Linked DNA regions of Mus musculus: region 2 is linked to region 1. The links are chromatin loops, found by intact Hi-C in ENCODE. Cell type or tissue: heart. All regions are shown on one strand.

Region 1 (8,000 bases):
AGCCAGGTCAGCCTTTTATCCTTGAGCTCCACATAGCCCCAAGTCAGCCAGCCAGGTGCCTAGTTTCAACAATCTCCTGGACCTTCCAGCACCATCAGCTGGAACCAAAAGCTCAGACGCTTGAGGCTATAGGGGACATTTCACAGCCAGATCCTAAGAAACCATCTTTAAGGCGGGAAAGAGGAACCGTCCCCTGGCTTGGGGCTTCTCTCCGTTTCTCAGCCTCTCTGGCTGGACAAGTGTCACCGAGTGGCCACTGCTCATAACAGTGTCCCAGGGTCTGGACCCCTGCTACCCGTCCAGAACATGGGTGGCAATGTAGCTCTTTTTCAGAGCCAGAAAGGATGTATGCACGAGCTCTGCTGGCTCTCCCAATCACCGCTCACATCTTTCTGGTCCCACCTCCTCTCTGGACGCAGCCTTTGATTTTTTTTCCATCTCATTCTGTGGGAAGAGCCTGTGTGAGGAGCCGCCCTCACATTTGCCATTATAAGATGGCGCTGACAGCTGTGTTCTAAGTGTTAAACATAATCTGCACACGTGCAGGGGCAGTTTTCCCGCCATGTGTTCTGCATTTCTCGTGATGACAACTGGGCCAATGGGCTGCAGCCAATCAGGGAGTAATACGTCCTAGGCGGAGGATAATTCTCCTTAAAAGGGACGGGGTTTTGCCATTCTTTTTCTCTCTCTTGCTTTCTTGTTCTTGTTCTTTTTCTTGCTTTCTTGCTCTCTCTTGCTCTTGCGCTCTTGCTTTCTTGTTCTTGTTCTTTTTCTTGCTCTCTTGCTCTCTGGCTCCTGAAGATGTAAGCAATAAAGCTTTGCCGCAGAAGATTCCGGTTTGCTGCGTTCTTCCTGGCCGGTCGCGTGAACGCGTGTAAGAAGCCTGTGCCTCACTCGGAGGCAGTTGAGTGCATGCTGCATCTGTGAAGCCTGGAGCACCCTCAAGCACCACTCCTACTCCGGTAAGAGCTGGTGGGAAACGGAGCTGGAGAAGGTAGCGCCAGTTCCCCAAGTGAGGAGCGAGGGGCTCTGACTGTGCTGCCAGGCAAGTGTGAAGATGGCACTTGGAGCAAATGGCCCAGGGTGACTGAGCCATGGCTCCCTTCTCATAGGACACGCCCCCTTCCCAGGGAGGGGCCAGGGCATAAACACTTTATTTGCTGCAAAGAACAAATCTGCATCCTTTCAAGGGCATTTCGTCAAGGTCCTAGAATATGGATTTTGCAACTCAATTTAGGCCTGCTTTTCTTACATGCACTTTGGCTTATTACGGTCTGTCTAGGAGCCGCTGAAAACATAGCATGAGTTAATGTAACTTGAGTCCTGTTAGTTTCTTTTGGCAGAACCATCTCAAATCAACAGGAAATTGCTTTCCTGTGTTTGCTTTCTGCCGGTCGGATCCATTGCAGTTGCTGGCTCCCTTAGACTCTTCTTTCTTCATGAGTTATTCGACAATATGTCCTGCACTTACCCCAGCCAATCATGCTCTGTGACACATCAAGTCTACATATGACTTGTGACTTGTGTGTATGTGTTTGCTTACATTTAGAATGTGTGGTGATAACTCCAGGGGTGCAGTGCACAGGATGGCAGAGGCTCTGTCTCCCTGCCAGAGCCATCATAAGAACAGACTGTTCACACCTACCATTAATGCCACCTTTCCCACTGGGATGGGGAACCCGCCTGGCTAAGTGATGTGGAGTGAGCCCTTTCTTCTAGACAGTGGGACTGTGGCTTCCCTGCCAGGTGCTTCCAAGCCCAAATTCACAGCCCCTTCCTTGGTGGCTAAGGGAGCCATAGGTGTGCTCAGCTTGGACCTACATATGTAAGTGCAAGGCTCCTTGTGGTGAGAAAAAGGTGAGCCAGGGAAAACAGAGACAAGCTTGTCCCAGAATGCCTCGGGCCACTGTGGAACTCCAAGAAACTAAGAATTGCCCATTGGAAGTCGGCTTCAGTGTGTGAGTGGAAGAATGACCACATTCTCGTGAGGAACTCACTGCTTCCGTTGTTAATTGTGTACATTCATGTTGGAGGTGCAGGTGAGTAGCCGGGGGCAGAGAGACTTTGCCAGAGGTCAACCCAGGGCATCATTATTGAGGATTCCTTCACCTGGTTCTTCTAGACTGTGTCTTCCTAGGTGGCCCTGTTTGGCCTGGAACTCACAGAGACCTGCCTGCCTCTGCCTCTCAAGCAGGATTAAAGGTGTGTGCCACATAATTCCTGCCTTTCACTTTGTTCTCTGACTCTTTGTTCCACTTTGTCCCTCACTGGGACCTGGGCTTCACAGAGTAAGCTAGGTCCACCAGCCATCTTCTTGTTTCTGACTCCAGCACTGGGGTTATGAGCATATGACATTATGTCTATAGTTTTAGGATGGTGCTGGGTTCAAACTCAGGCCCCACGCTGACAAGTAGTTTGCTAACGAGCTACCCACCCACCCTGTTTATAACTATTAAATATACACAGAATATAGGCCTCGGTCTTCTTGTCATTAATTAAATTATTTTGAGGTCTGATCAAAGCACAGTTCTGTTTTTTAAAGGGTCTATCATTTAGAGTTACAGATTAAGACACAGACGAAATGAGATAAGTATTGGAATAATTATGGGTGAGAAGAAGCAGATGATATAGTCAAACAAGACTGGCTATGTGTTGAAAATGAGCTAAGTCAGGGATTATCAGGCATTTAAATGTGCTTCAACTCTTCCACTTTTCAAAAGGTGTATTTTTTAGGGACTGGGGACATGGCTCAGTTGGTAACGTGCTCAGTTCAGATTCCATCACTGTGTCAAAGTCAGGCATGGCGGTAGATGTTTGTTATTATAGATGTGGGGTGGGGGTAGGGTGGGATGGGGGGCTAGTTTATAGAGCTTATTGGCCAGCTGACTACCTGCATTGCTGAGCTCCAGGTTTGGAGAGAGCATAAAATAGAAAGCAGCGGAGGGAGACAAGTGACATTGCCTCTGTCCTCCACATACCACAGGTGAGCACATGTCTGCGTGCAAACCATGCACACACCCATGGGGACGTGTAGACACACCACACCACGCCATACTTCTTAATAACTTGAAAAATATTTTTATTGGTATATGTGTGTGTGTGCGTGCGTGCGTGCGTGCATATGCATGTATGATGCCCACGAACAAGTGTATGTGGAAGGCACAGTGTATACTGAGCTGTTTTCTGTCCTGTGAGTGTGATGTCAGTGTTCATCACTCCTCGGGTGCTGGGCTGTTGTTGTACAGGGGCCTTATTTCCCAGTGGAGGAGATTAAGGCTCACTGAGGACCCAGAGTCTTCCTGGAACCCAGCAGGGCATGTGAGGGAGGCTGAACCCAAGGCAGCAACAGTGGCTCTCCTGTGTCTCTCTGCCTAGTGCCACCTCCAGGTGACCCTATGGCTTCCTGGGCAGCAATAGCTTCATGTGGAGAAATCAGCACACTTGCGGGCTCAGCAGTCCTCTGATCGTGGTGTTTGGAGCCCAAAAGGGAAGGGGACTTAACCACCCTGAGCAGCCCACCCACCGCATGCCTCAGCAGGCTTTCCCCCAACATGGGAATGACTGATTGATTCCGGGAGACAAGCCGGCTGGTTCACATTGCCCGAGGAGATTTTCCTTATTGTCTTGTTTTGGGTTGTTGTTGTTTTCCCATTGGCTGGAAATTTAGAACATGCCACTCTAGGGCAAAGAATTCTCAGAACTCTACCCAGTGATTGCTAAGCTAATTTGCTGTCATAGCAACTTTAGAGTTTGCTCCACCTCCTCTCTTTTCCTGGAGACAGGTTAGTCTCAAACTCAGTACCCTCGAGCCTCAGTCCCTTGAGTGCAGGGATTGCAACCCCCAGATACCACCACATCTCTAAGCGGCCTCTGAATTTTACAGCCTCGCTTTACCTGAGGCTCACACACACCTGTGAGGACAACAGCCACTGTTGTCATCTGAAAGTAGACAACAGCGGCGTGAATGAGTCAAGGTCTCAGCCAGGTTTTACAGAGTTAGGGAGGGAGATAGAAGACAGTAGGTCCCTAGACGGCAGTTCAGTGCTTGCTTCTGGCAAATGCTAGTCTGCAATGCGCCACCTAGTGGCAGGATTCACATACAGGCTCAAGTGCGCCTCATTAGAATGACTTCAATCTACATGTGGACAGGAACACAGCGTCTTCTGTCTTGTCACTCTGCTGACCTTTACGCTGAGTCCACTGTTGAGCTAGAAACTGAGTCGCTCTTTCACGTTGCTGTCCACAGGAAGGAAGAAAGGAAGGGTAGGGCAAGCAATGTCCACTGAAAACAAACAGTGCATTCGGGTAGCTACAGCATCCCCTCTGCTGATAGCCCTCAGACCAGTGCTGGTCAGGCAGTGCATGCATAGCCAGGGCTTAGAATGAGCTCAGATGAAAGGTAGTCAAGAGCCGGGCGTGGTGGCACATGCCTTTAATCCCAGAACTTGGGAGGCAGAGGCAGGTGGATTTCTGAGTTTGAGGCCAGCCTGGTCTACAAAGTGAGTTCCAGGACAGCCAGAGCTATACAGAGAAACCCTGTCTCAAACAACAACAACAACAACAGCAACAACAACAACAACAACAACAACGAAAGGAAGGAAGGAAGGAAGGAAGGAAGGAAGAAAGAAAGAAAGAAAGAAAGAAAGAAAGAAAGTAAGTTAGTTAAGAAGGAAACTTACTTAGAAGAGGAGGACATCTTCTGTGCTGACGCAGTGTCTGGTCCAGTTACACATGACCCACCCACCCCTCCACACAGCTGGTTCTGTCCAGATCCTGTGCGATCTTGTCCATCCAGCCCACATCCAGGCTCCTCTTGGTCTGGAATCCTCGACCCCAGAGGCAAACTGGTCCACCTCTTTCTTTCTAGTCTGCTTCTCAGTGACAAGGAAGGCACTAGTGGGATAGGGCAAGGGAGCCTTGGATATTAAAGTTTTGTCTCCACAGGATCCCTGGGGACCCGAGGTCCATGCCCACACTGTCTTCTAGCCACAAGAGTGACTTCTTTGCCTGCAGGATTGGGTTAGAGTCATTCCATCACAGCTAACTTCCAGTCTACATAAGACGTTTCTTCCTGCAAATGGTCTGTAACTTACACAAACCACTTTGTGGGTCAGAATCTAGCTAGTCACACGTAACTGCAGTGGGTTCTGGGAAGTATACTTTCTAATCTGCAGGTCATACACCCAGCTGTCCTTAGTAAAGGGTTTCATTGATTAAGAGAGGAAGGGAAGAAGTAGTGAGGTACAGTTCAGCGTTTGTGCCCCCTCTAGCCTGGGATGTAATTCCCTGTAATCTTTACTGTCCAGAAACGAGGCATTTTCTGTATCTCAGAATCCTGCCACCAGCCCAGACGTCATAAGAGCATTCATTGGAATGCTATCCTTTCTTTAGGTTGGGCACTGAAACGAAGGGTCCCACTAGTCCAGATCATTGGTAGCTATAACAACAGACTGCCTGTCATTTATCCGGCTTCCATTTTGTGCTAATTACTCTTTGAAATGATCTCCATTGGCTCAATCTTCACAGCCCCCCTGGGGGCACGTATTCAGACAACTCTGTTCTCTGTCAGGAGAGGCTTCTAAAGGCCAAAATTTAGGGACCTTTCTCACCACCTCTCTAATTCCCCAGGTTTGCTCCGACCCAGTCCCTTAGGAAGAAGGTGAGAAGGTGGTCTTTTGCAATGCGCAAGGACACCCGTGAGCATGCTAAGCAGCTCAATTAACTCTGAGTTTGTTGTAGGATCAGTATGTCGTGGAAAGTAGAACTCTCCGAAGAAGAGAACATGTGCATCTGGGAGATCAGGGAGCTGCCTGGAATCAGAAGCCCGGATTTGACCTTTGCCCACATTTATTTCTGTCTCCCACACTAAATATTACTATTGGGCATGTGCGTTCTGTGCTCTCTCACTAGCATAGTCATAAACACAGTTAACTTAAAAACAAATACAGAAGTGTGTTTGGCTTATTAGACATCCTTGCTTAATGGAATGCATGACCCCCCAAAGCCAGGAAGCAGACGCCTGCCTGCTTCCTGCCCTGCCACCATCCCCAGGCTCATAGGGGAGAGGGAGGTGTGACCATTCTGTGGCAGTAGCATTTTGCACCAGGCCAGGGTGTGTGATTCTGCAGCAGTTGGGAAGGTGCTGGCTGGACCCATCTCAGGCAGCAGGAACATTCTGGCAGCCAATTACAAATCCTCTCTCAGAGCTGGGAGAAGGTGCGATCACTTCTCCAGGCTCCCCTGGGATCTCTTTTCCAGTGTGCAGAATGGGCCTCCCCAGGGCCCCTGCTCTGCCGGCTCCCCTATCTATGCCTCATGAATAGATTGCCAAGTCCCAGTCCTTCAAGTCCCAGTGAGAGTGGGGGAAAGCCGGCAGCCTCCTCTCTTCTGTCTAAGTCTGCTTGGGCTGCTATAGCCAAGTGCTCTGTCTGAGGGGTTTGAGCTCAAGTGCTGGGATTAAAGGCGTGCGCCACCATGCCCGGCTGTAACGTTCTTTCATAACTCTCAGTGATGACGGGGCCACTGTTACCTCCCTATTTAATAGCTTGCTTGTATTACCCCAAACTCTCATGCTGGTGTCTGAAACACAGTGCCTTGGCACATGACTGTTTAGAGAGGGGTTCTTTCCAGACGCAACTAGTTAAAATGAAGCTGTTAATAGTGGAGGGAGGCTATCATATGACTGATGTCCTTTTAAAAAGAGGAAACTGGAGATACACACACACACACACACACCATGTGAGCATGAAGGAAGAGCTGAGAAGCAATCCCAGAGACAAGGGGAAAGGCACCAAGCAAGACCCTTCTTGTCGTCAGAAGGAGCAGACCCATACTGTACTTTTTTGTTGGATTTCCAGCCTCAGAGTCCCACTCCTACCCTGTTCTGTGCCGGTTAGGGAAGAAGAACTTCTGTTGTGTCCATGAACAGAGAACAGCAGCGGTCTCTAACTTCCGCACAGGGGAACCTGCAGGTGTTGGAGACAGTGGAATGGCCTCGGATGATGAATCAGGGAGGCTGTGTCCTCTGCTCTCTGGCCCTCCACCGTTCATTCTCCTGTGTAAGTGCCAGTGTGTGTTTCTTTCTCCAGCCTCACGCTCTAAACAAGATGCCTCTGGCAGAGGCCCGGGTAGATGGAGTCTCTCAAGTCCAGTACAACTTCATTGTCCCTGACTTATGAAGGTAAGAGCCAGAATCACCCAGAAGCCCGAGAGCTTCCTGTTGGGTTACTTGTTTTACCATCTATATTGAAAAGAGTTGACTAATATAACTATCCCTTGATAACAGGACAGGGGATGTCTGCCCTTCACAGACATGGGCTGACTTGTCTGTTTGTCTCTTTCCATTGTTTGTGAAGGGCCCCCTTCTCTCTATAGAATCAAGGAATGTGTCATATAGAGTCTTCCAGATTTAATATCTGAACTTGATTAACTGTCCATCTTGAGTTCTGTCTGAGTTCTGGGACCTTTGTCTTCCCATCTCTGAATCTGTGTGCTTCTTTCTTTGTTACAGCGTGAGGTTTCCGCCATCTCCTATGACGAGGAGTCTCAGTCCCCATACGTAGAGGGAACATTTCTGTCTGACCCTAGCAAGGAGTCAGGAGACATGCACAATGCTGGTCTGACTTGCACCGGGAATTCTTGTCTACTGTCATGTTGAGCCCTCGCCTGCCCTCTCTCAGTCCAGCCTGCCAATCAGGGACCACAGTGGTACCTGCCACAGAACTGCACGCTGCCTGAGTTAGTTCCCATAGCTGTTAGCAAAGATCCTCAGTGACCGAGCCCCTTGTTAGAGCTGCCCAGTACCTAAGAGCCGTTGGAATAAATACACACTTATTCTAGTTTTATTTTATGTCCAACATTAAATTCACTTTGAGAACAATGCCTGATACACAGTCCTTGCTAGAATGTCTGTGTGGGTTCAGACAGGAGGCAGAGATCATAGAATGACTTGAACACTGGGAAGACATGTATAAAGATTTATTGAGCACCAAGGGAAGGTA
Region 2 (8,000 bases), 71 kb after region 1:
CAGGAGCTAGAGAGTCTGGGTGACTGGCCACCCATCATGAGTCTTCTGCATACTGACAGTATGGTGCACTAGTGCCTTTGTAGAAGGAATGTGGTTTGATTAGACTTCTTTTGAAATGCTTATCTTTACTGGGCAGAGGTATCAGTGGTGACAGTATCCCCCGGACAGGGATGGTGTATTACTTTTCTGTGTATCCTGGTTCCTATCCAAGTAGTTGGTATAGAGAACTGTTTACAGCAGGTCTTTTGAACAAATGAATGATTAGTGGATTATGCCCTACCTCTTTGGAATCTATGGACAAGTTGAGATACATTTCTAGGACTTGAGGCCATCCCTGGGCCCACTGGTGTCCCGGAAGCACTGTGACCATTTTGCCCCTTCAAGGCTGTTACAGTGGCTCAGTTCTAATGTACTGCTGGTGGAGTCCAGCCAGCTATAGACTCCAGCTTGCCATGACCAACAAGAACACAAGAAGAATCAGAGGAACTGTTTCTCAGAAGGGCCTTACAACCAGCTGCTTCCATTCATAGTTTTCTAGTATTGTATTCAGTTTTACAGCTCCTCTGGCTTAACTGTTAGAAAATTGAGGAGTATCCCTGGGTAGAAAACTTCCCTGAAAGGATGAAAAAAATCACTTAAAAGAGATCTGCAGTAGAACCAAGGTGGATTTGAACCATTTACAGGCATATCCTGCCATTGAGGACTCAGTGCCTAAGGACTCAGAGGGAAGTTTCTTCCTGCATATTTGGGGCTCACAAGCACAATTATTCTTCCTCATTATCACTTCTGTCTTAGGCCTCCCAAAGTGGTTCCTGACTTTTGCTATGAGGCTTTTAATTTCTATCATCCTCAACCCATTCCAGTCAGACCTCTTTCTCTATGAATTTCCTGGGTTATTTCCCATCTAACAAAGAATGCTTTGCTATCATCCCAGTCAAATCATTGGCCACATTCCTGCATCCATCCTGTCTGCCCTCTGACCCATCCTCTTTCCCTGCCTCCATGATCACCAGGCTCTGTATGAGGCACTGATACAGGGAGGATAAGAGCTGGTCCCTTCCCTTAGAGAGCATGCATCTTGCCGGGAGACAGGCACGCACATGTGCTCAGTACCTGGTGACTAGCAGATGCTGTGCTGTATTACCAAGTTTTACAGGGAGATGAAGGAGGCTCCACGTGTAGTGAAAAGCTGCTGTCAGTTACTCTGTGGCCAAGCAGTAACTTATGTGTGCTTTGACTAACAAAATTGGCTTTCTAAATGAAACATGACATGGTGCTCAGTAAAACAACAGAAACAGAGCATTTTTGGTTAATTAGGATGACATAGCGCGCACTCCACTCAGCTCTCTCTGTACTTCTGAGACCCACCTTTGCTCTCCCCAGCACGATCACACACAAACCTAGCCTGGTTGTTGCTAAAGATATCAATTTGCCTTGGAAAGGTCTAGAATCTGCAAGTCCCTGAGAGGCAGACCTACAGGTGACCTTGTCTTTTCCGTGTTGGCTACAAACTGGAAGAGCTGGGAGGAGCTTGGTGTGAGAATAATGTGTTAATTTGCTGTCTCAGGTCCTAAGCAGCCTGCTGGCTTCATGGGGACAGTTGTCACCTTTGGACAATTTCTTAGGAAGGGGAAATATCTGTTCTAGGACTTGGTAGTACAGTCTTTTCAGATGAAAAGACTGTAGATTCTAGCCAGCCATGACTGAGTTACCCATGAAACCCAGGGAGAGCCTTGAGAGGCTCTAGGCATGCCTGAGAGGACAGCAAGCAGAGTGCCAAGCTTTGACTGTGCTGCTATTTATTCATTCATTGAGTCTTACTGAACAGTTATGTTGAAATCCAACTGTTTTGAGTGTGCTCACATATACTAGGTAGTTTCACCTTGTTATGTTAATGGTGAAATTAAAACACACACAGGCTACAACAGTAATTAGTGAGAGAGCTGGCATTCAAACTGGGCTCTCCAGCAAATCCACACTTGGAGATCCTTATGTGGGACTTAAGCTAAGGTGACTCATTACAGGACACAGTGCCTGTGTGTGTTCTGTTTATAGACACACATTTTTGTCTTAAACATATCCCTCTGAAGCATCAAGGAGAAGCTGATACCAGGCTGGTTTAGTGACCATCAGTAAGGCTAAAGAAAATGTCATTGTTCCCCATGAAGCAGCTCCTGGCACTGATCAACTCAGAGACAACTGTTGCACCCTGAATTCCCAGGCCTGGAACACTCCAGACTCCGGGTTGCTGACCTACTGAGAGGGGAATGTGCTAGCTTGCATGTCTCTTGTGCTGCTGAGGCTTACAGCTCTCCTGCCTATGGCCTTGGACATGGTCTTAAAAGAATGGCCAGCTCTTAATGGCTGAGCCCAGATCCAGCACACCAATGTTTTCAATGTTACCTCTTTTAGACAGCACGGTGCCACCAAGGGGAGGTTATCAAGCCCCTCCCTTGATTTGACAACATGTACCTGACCCTGGCCTCTGACAACAAGCATTCAGTTTTGGGGTGTGTTACAGGTTTAGAAATTGGAAATTTGAGGTGGGAAGAGACAGAGAATGGAAGAAGAGTTTCTGTTCCCCATAAAGGGTAAGATCTGTTTCATAAAGGATTAGATAGATGCCTGTGCCATTGTGCAGGCAGATATTTAGTTTTTCTTAGACTCATATGCAAGAAAGTGAAACAAATTTAACTTAAAATGCTCCAAGGTGGAGAGATCCAATAGAAATGCCATTTTTTTCAAACTGCAAGCCTGTAGAAAAAGTCAAAATCCTCTCAAAGGGCCAAGCAGCAGGCCTTCCTGGAAAGCCTGCAAACTCAGGCCTGCTCCCTCTCGCAAGGAGTGACTTTGAAATCTTACCATCTCACCCAGAATGATCAAACGCTTGCTCTGCTGTTCCTCATTCTGTCGTCCAGAATAGAACTGCTCATGTCCTCCACAGAAAATGGCTTTAGTGTCACCTCATCTGACCCACACGCTGCCATTAGTGGCCTGCATCCCTCTATTGTCCCTTTCTTCAGAGCCCAAGGAGATTACACATTCAGAAGGCAGTGGGCTTTCTAGGCTAGGATGCAGATAGGTACTTTCTAGTGGTCTTGGGAGGTGAAAGGATTGTGTTTTTTTGTTTGTTTGTTTTGCTTTGTTGCACACAGCACTTGGCTAGAGTTTAGCCACAGCCACCAAAAAGACAGGTCTCCAGGCCCTTGCTAAAATGTACTCAGAAGAACTTCCCCCTTCACTTTTTTTGTTTCCAAAGTCCATTTATTGAATATTAATTCATAAAGACAATGCTATAATTTTAATGAAAAATATCCTATATCATTGAAGACTTAAATGAACAATACCCCTTAAAGACACTGCTTTGAGAAAGAATCACATTCACTTTGCACACAAATCCTTTCTTAAGCTTTATTTAAGAAATCGAGTACTATATAGTTCAATATATATAAGACACATCCAGTATTGTGTTCCTGATAGCAAGTGCATAGATTTTGTTAAGATACCATTTTCACTCGATAGAAACGGTTCATGGTCACATGAAGGTAATATCTCCAGTGAATTTGCCCAAGCATGAGAGGAAAAAAAAACAGAACACAGCAAAAATAGTGAACTACAACAGAATGAAAAACAAAACCAGTGAATTAGTAGAACAGTCGATTCCTGATAAGTGAATAAGCTGATTGTCTGGCCACAGTGTTTTATTCACTTATCAGGAACGATGCATGGTCCGCTTGTGTTCACTGCATTGCCTAGCCTGCTAGCTACGAGCCTGCAGATCACACCCCATTGCTTCGGCCTGGCAGGCATATGGCTTCCATCAGCCAGTGAATGCTGACAGTTGTCTGGCTTCTCATGGTGGCCTGTGCATGGGCAGACCTGCTCACAACCATGGTGGGAGTTACACAAAAAATAAACGCTGAGTGTGAATTTAAGCAGCGGCTGACTTTATAGTCACAAGTGCTTACAGGACCGAGCCTTTGTGTCTTCGGTAGAAAAGCCCAGTTTGTCTTTCAGTGCGCGAACATCATGCCCTGTGCTGAATGGTGGTCATATTAGGATTTCAAAAAGAAACACATCTTGGAACAAATTTTACCATCCTCTTTCCCAGGCCTTCCCTCCCTGATGCCGCCCATTCCTCCAGAAAAGAAAAAGAAACCACACTTTGGTCTTCCCTCACTAGTGAAGCAGTGGCCTTTCAGAGGCAACTGAGCAAGCAGGCCCCGCCCTGAGAAAGCCAGCACAGGTGTCACTAGGAATCAGCTTTTGTCAGAGTAGGAGCAGGGCTCGGAACCTCATGCCCAGTGAGAGGTTTGGCCTAGGGAAAGAGCCACCTTTCTTCTGTTTGGTAGGCCCATGGTTGTTGACCTGACTGAAGAAAGGGGCCTGAGGGGCCAGCTGAAACCAGAGGGTGGGCAGCCAGAGCTTTCGCTGACACCAGCTCAGGTGTCCTGGCACGGGCGAGAAGAGAAGGGAGCAGATAGCCATGGGAAATACTCTTTGAGGGCAGCCAGACTCCTGAGCAAGTAGACAGTAGAGCGGGGAGGGCTTGTCACAGCATGGGCAGTGGGGCAGTTCTTCTCTGATCAGGGGTTGGGTACAGTGAGAGCACATCTCCTTCCTATCCTGTGTCTACTGCGGTGGGGGGGGGGGAGGGGGAGGGGGGACGACAATGGACCTATGGCATTCTGAGCTCCCCTTTGTAAACAGACAGCAAGGACTTGAGCAGAATTCTCCCCACCTCCCTCATTGAATACCTGGAAGTCTTCCCACTTCTGTGAGTGGTAATAATTGAAGCTACTCCTGGATTAAATTGATGAGCGAATAGAAATGCACTTCTATACATACCCATTGATCAGTGCAGCACACACCTAAGCTTAATGGTTTTTAGCTGCCCGCTGTTGGCCAGCTGGCTTTATTTTACCTCTCCCTGAGGGTGTGCCTCTTTTATAAGGGCTTTCTAACCCTCTCTAACCCTGACTGTAGTCATGAGACTTCGTACCTGAAGGTAGATGAAGAAGCCCTGGGTCTACTGCTTCTGTCCCTCTTAAGGTTTATAGGAGAGACTTCACGGATGTTAGGAACTGTGGATAGGAGGGAGGGGAGAGGAAAGAACATGTGTGGTCAAAAGACCATAAAATGCCTTGCCAAGTGTAGCCCTCTAGGCGGTCCTAGAGGGATCAGAGGGAAAGGCGTATTGTCTTGGAAGCATCAGTCAGGGGTAGGCTGTGGATGAACCAGAGGTGGGATGTGTAGTTTCTTCGTGTCCCAAATCAGATATTCACTTAGGTGGAATCGACTGTATCTTTTTACACAACATAAAGAAAAGAACAGATACGTGCAACAGTGAGGTTGTGTAGATGTGTCACCAACACAGAATGATTACCAACAATACAACACGCAGAGAGAGAAACAAGTATTAGGAAAATGGTTTAATATTGGAGACAGAAGCAAAAAACCGCATCACACAATAACATACATTACAAAAATAAGTCTGACTGTTTCAACTACACGGTTATGTTCACAATGAGGACAGAAGGGTCAGAAAAAACTTCGATCTAAACAGCAAAAAAGCAAACTCCTAAAGTTTAACTAATACATTTATCCACTTAAAGTGACTGAGTACTTCTAAATCTAATTATCTTATTGTGTAACTGCACAGTACAGAATAAAGAGTGAAACTTACCGCTGTATTTTAAGACAAAATTCTAATGCTAGATATAAGCAAAGGGAAAAAAAGAAATCAAGCCAAAGTTTTTAATTCTTAAAGGAAAAGCAACTTTCTTCCTATCAACCAGAAATCAAACTTGAAATCAGTCATTGTCAGGGGGCCCACAAGAGTAAGCCACAAAAATTTCCATTTTTTTTTAATCTCCAGTATAAAAAATCCCACTGGTACAAAATGCGTAAGTACAATCAGTTGTAGAAATAGGAAAGCCTGCATTTTTGTTTTTTGGCTCAAATTCCATCAAACAACAAAATCCAAATGCATCAATAAAACAGAAACAATACTCAAATGGTCTTACAGTTTCCACTAGGTTGCATTAACTTTGGCTTTTCTCAGACAATATTTAAAAACTATTTTGTAGTTCTAAACAAAATGGTATTATTAATCTACAAACAACAATTCCCACAGCACAAAAACACAAATACATTTTTGTATGACATTATTCAAAAGGTAATGAAACTACATTTTTTTAAGTTTTATTTTCTTTTAATTAGCACTTAAGATAATAAAGACAGAAACAGTAAATGATTCCAGAGTAGCACAAGCCAAGGAACTAGAACCCCTGCGGTGAAGGAAAGATGAACTTGTCACACCGTGGAGGTGCCATCTGATCAGAGTTCTCTGAGTGAGTTTTAAAAGTCTATATGCTTTACACTTGATTTTTAAAAATGCAGTTTCCCTGTGTTTTGTCTTCCGGAAACAGGCCCTGCGCACCCTTGCAGCGTTTCCTTTTGATACTGAGAGAGGAAGGACAGTCTGTCTCTGAGGAAGGCTAACTTTCTAACAATGAAACATGCAAAACCAAGCCCTCGCCTCAATGGACGGTCTTGGTCGCCTGCAAAATCAGAAACCGAGCTCAACAGAAAGTACCTGCCTGACCCGAGCCTCTGCGGGGGCCGCAGGTGGGTTAAGAGGAAGGAGGGCAGTTGGCTTCCATGGGGGGAAAAAAAAAAGTCAAGATTTTTTTTTGAGATTTATATCATTAATAACTAAATAGATTGTGAACGAGATGGTCTATGAAATACAACTGGTATTCTCTTGTGTTTCTACACGTGTACCTACACACCACCATAGAGAGACTGAGAATGTGTGTGATCACTGTTAGTGAGCTGAGTGCTGCAGAAAGTACAAAATAGCCCTCAAGGATGAAGGAAGGCCCCGGCAGTGGTAAACAGTGGGCTAACACCAATCATGTCACTGGAAGTGCGCGTGCTGGAAGGAGGGAACTTTTTTTTTTTTTTTTTTTTTTTGCATTGTGAGAGGCTAATCCTTTCCATCTCAGGGCTATCACATTCACACACACATTAAATCAAATGGAGGGAGGGTGTGAAGGAAAAGGGAGCTGAGACCAGAAGCTTGCAGGGTGTGTTTTCCCAGAGGCTGGGTGTGTGTTTGGACTGTAGGCATGACATTGGGGTCTGTCAGAACAAGACATCTGCTCATATGAAGCCAGACTCAGGAATATGGCACTTTCGAGAGCAACAGCAGGAACTAGTCCTAGTATTTGGTAGTAATTGTGGTGAAGAGCAGCTGATCTCCTCTTACATGGCCAACCACTTGAAATGTGTGGGCTTTTCAGGAAGACACCTTGCATATTCAGGTGTCCACATGCGTCTGAGAATCCCGAGCCAAAGGCTGACTCAGCATTACATAGGGGTGTTTAAGAAACAAAAGTAAAACTTCTTGAAAGATTGGACCACCAAAAAGCCATTTAACTCCAGGGTGTATAAAAATATTGTACACGAGGGCATACCATGAAACCCTTATCAAAAAGCAGACACGGTCTTTAGGGTTTGTGTAGGGCTAAGCTCTACCTGTTTTTCCCTTCCCAGGGTCTACTCAGTCTCTTATATTTAAACTGAAGGAGCACAGGGTGATAGGAAGGAGGGGATAAAAAAGAAAATAAAAAACGGTTTAGGAAAAAGACTTAAGGGTTTTTTGGGAAGGTGTGTGACTCAAAAAACAAAAAATAACTCAGAAGATACAAATGGAAAAAAATATCTAAACACCCCAAAACAAACCCAAGGATGACAGTATAAAAAGTCACCAACATTCCAGATAGCTCTGGGTAGAAAGGGTTAAAAGTTCAGGACTTTCTCACCTTAGAGGTTTCCAGATATTATGAAGAGAATACATTGTGAGGGCTGCCGTCACAGCATTGACGTGGAGAGGTTAGAAAAGTGACACACGGCACTTATACAATGTCTTACAAAAAACAGCATAGAGAAATAACAAACAATAACAATTTCAGGCAACAAGACCACGGAATAGC

The links. Peaks named below come from ENCODE experiments on the same cell type or tissue, not always from the same donor. Only the 100,000 strongest peaks of a DNase experiment are listed, where the experiment ranks them.
Region 2: a loop joins it to region 1, with 2.4 times the contacts of the local background. A loop is called at or near these places in 3 of 42 quality-filtered maps.

What each region holds. Positions count from the first base shown.
Region 1 is chr2:6,465,275-6,473,274 of GRCm38, forward strand. It overlaps Gm13391 (a long non-coding RNA gene), which reads left to right and starts at 805. Exons shown (of 3, transcript XR_373980.2): 1 at 805-962; 2 at 7,089-7,180. In heart, a CTCF peak has its summit at 4,082 (motif pointing left); DNase peaks (open chromatin) are centred at 4,055 and 6,147; H3K27ac peaks cover 1,790 bases.
Region 2 is chr2:6,536,452-6,544,451 of GRCm38, forward strand. It overlaps Celf2 (CUGBP, Elav-like family member 2), which reads right to left. Exons shown (of 14, transcript NM_001110228.1): 14 at 3,243-8,000. Among named protein-coding and RNA genes, the nearest start is that of Gm52546, 62 kb to the left of the region's middle. In heart, no CTCF peak of the experiment used is centred here; a DNase peak (open chromatin) is centred at 3,830; H3K27ac peaks cover 810 bases.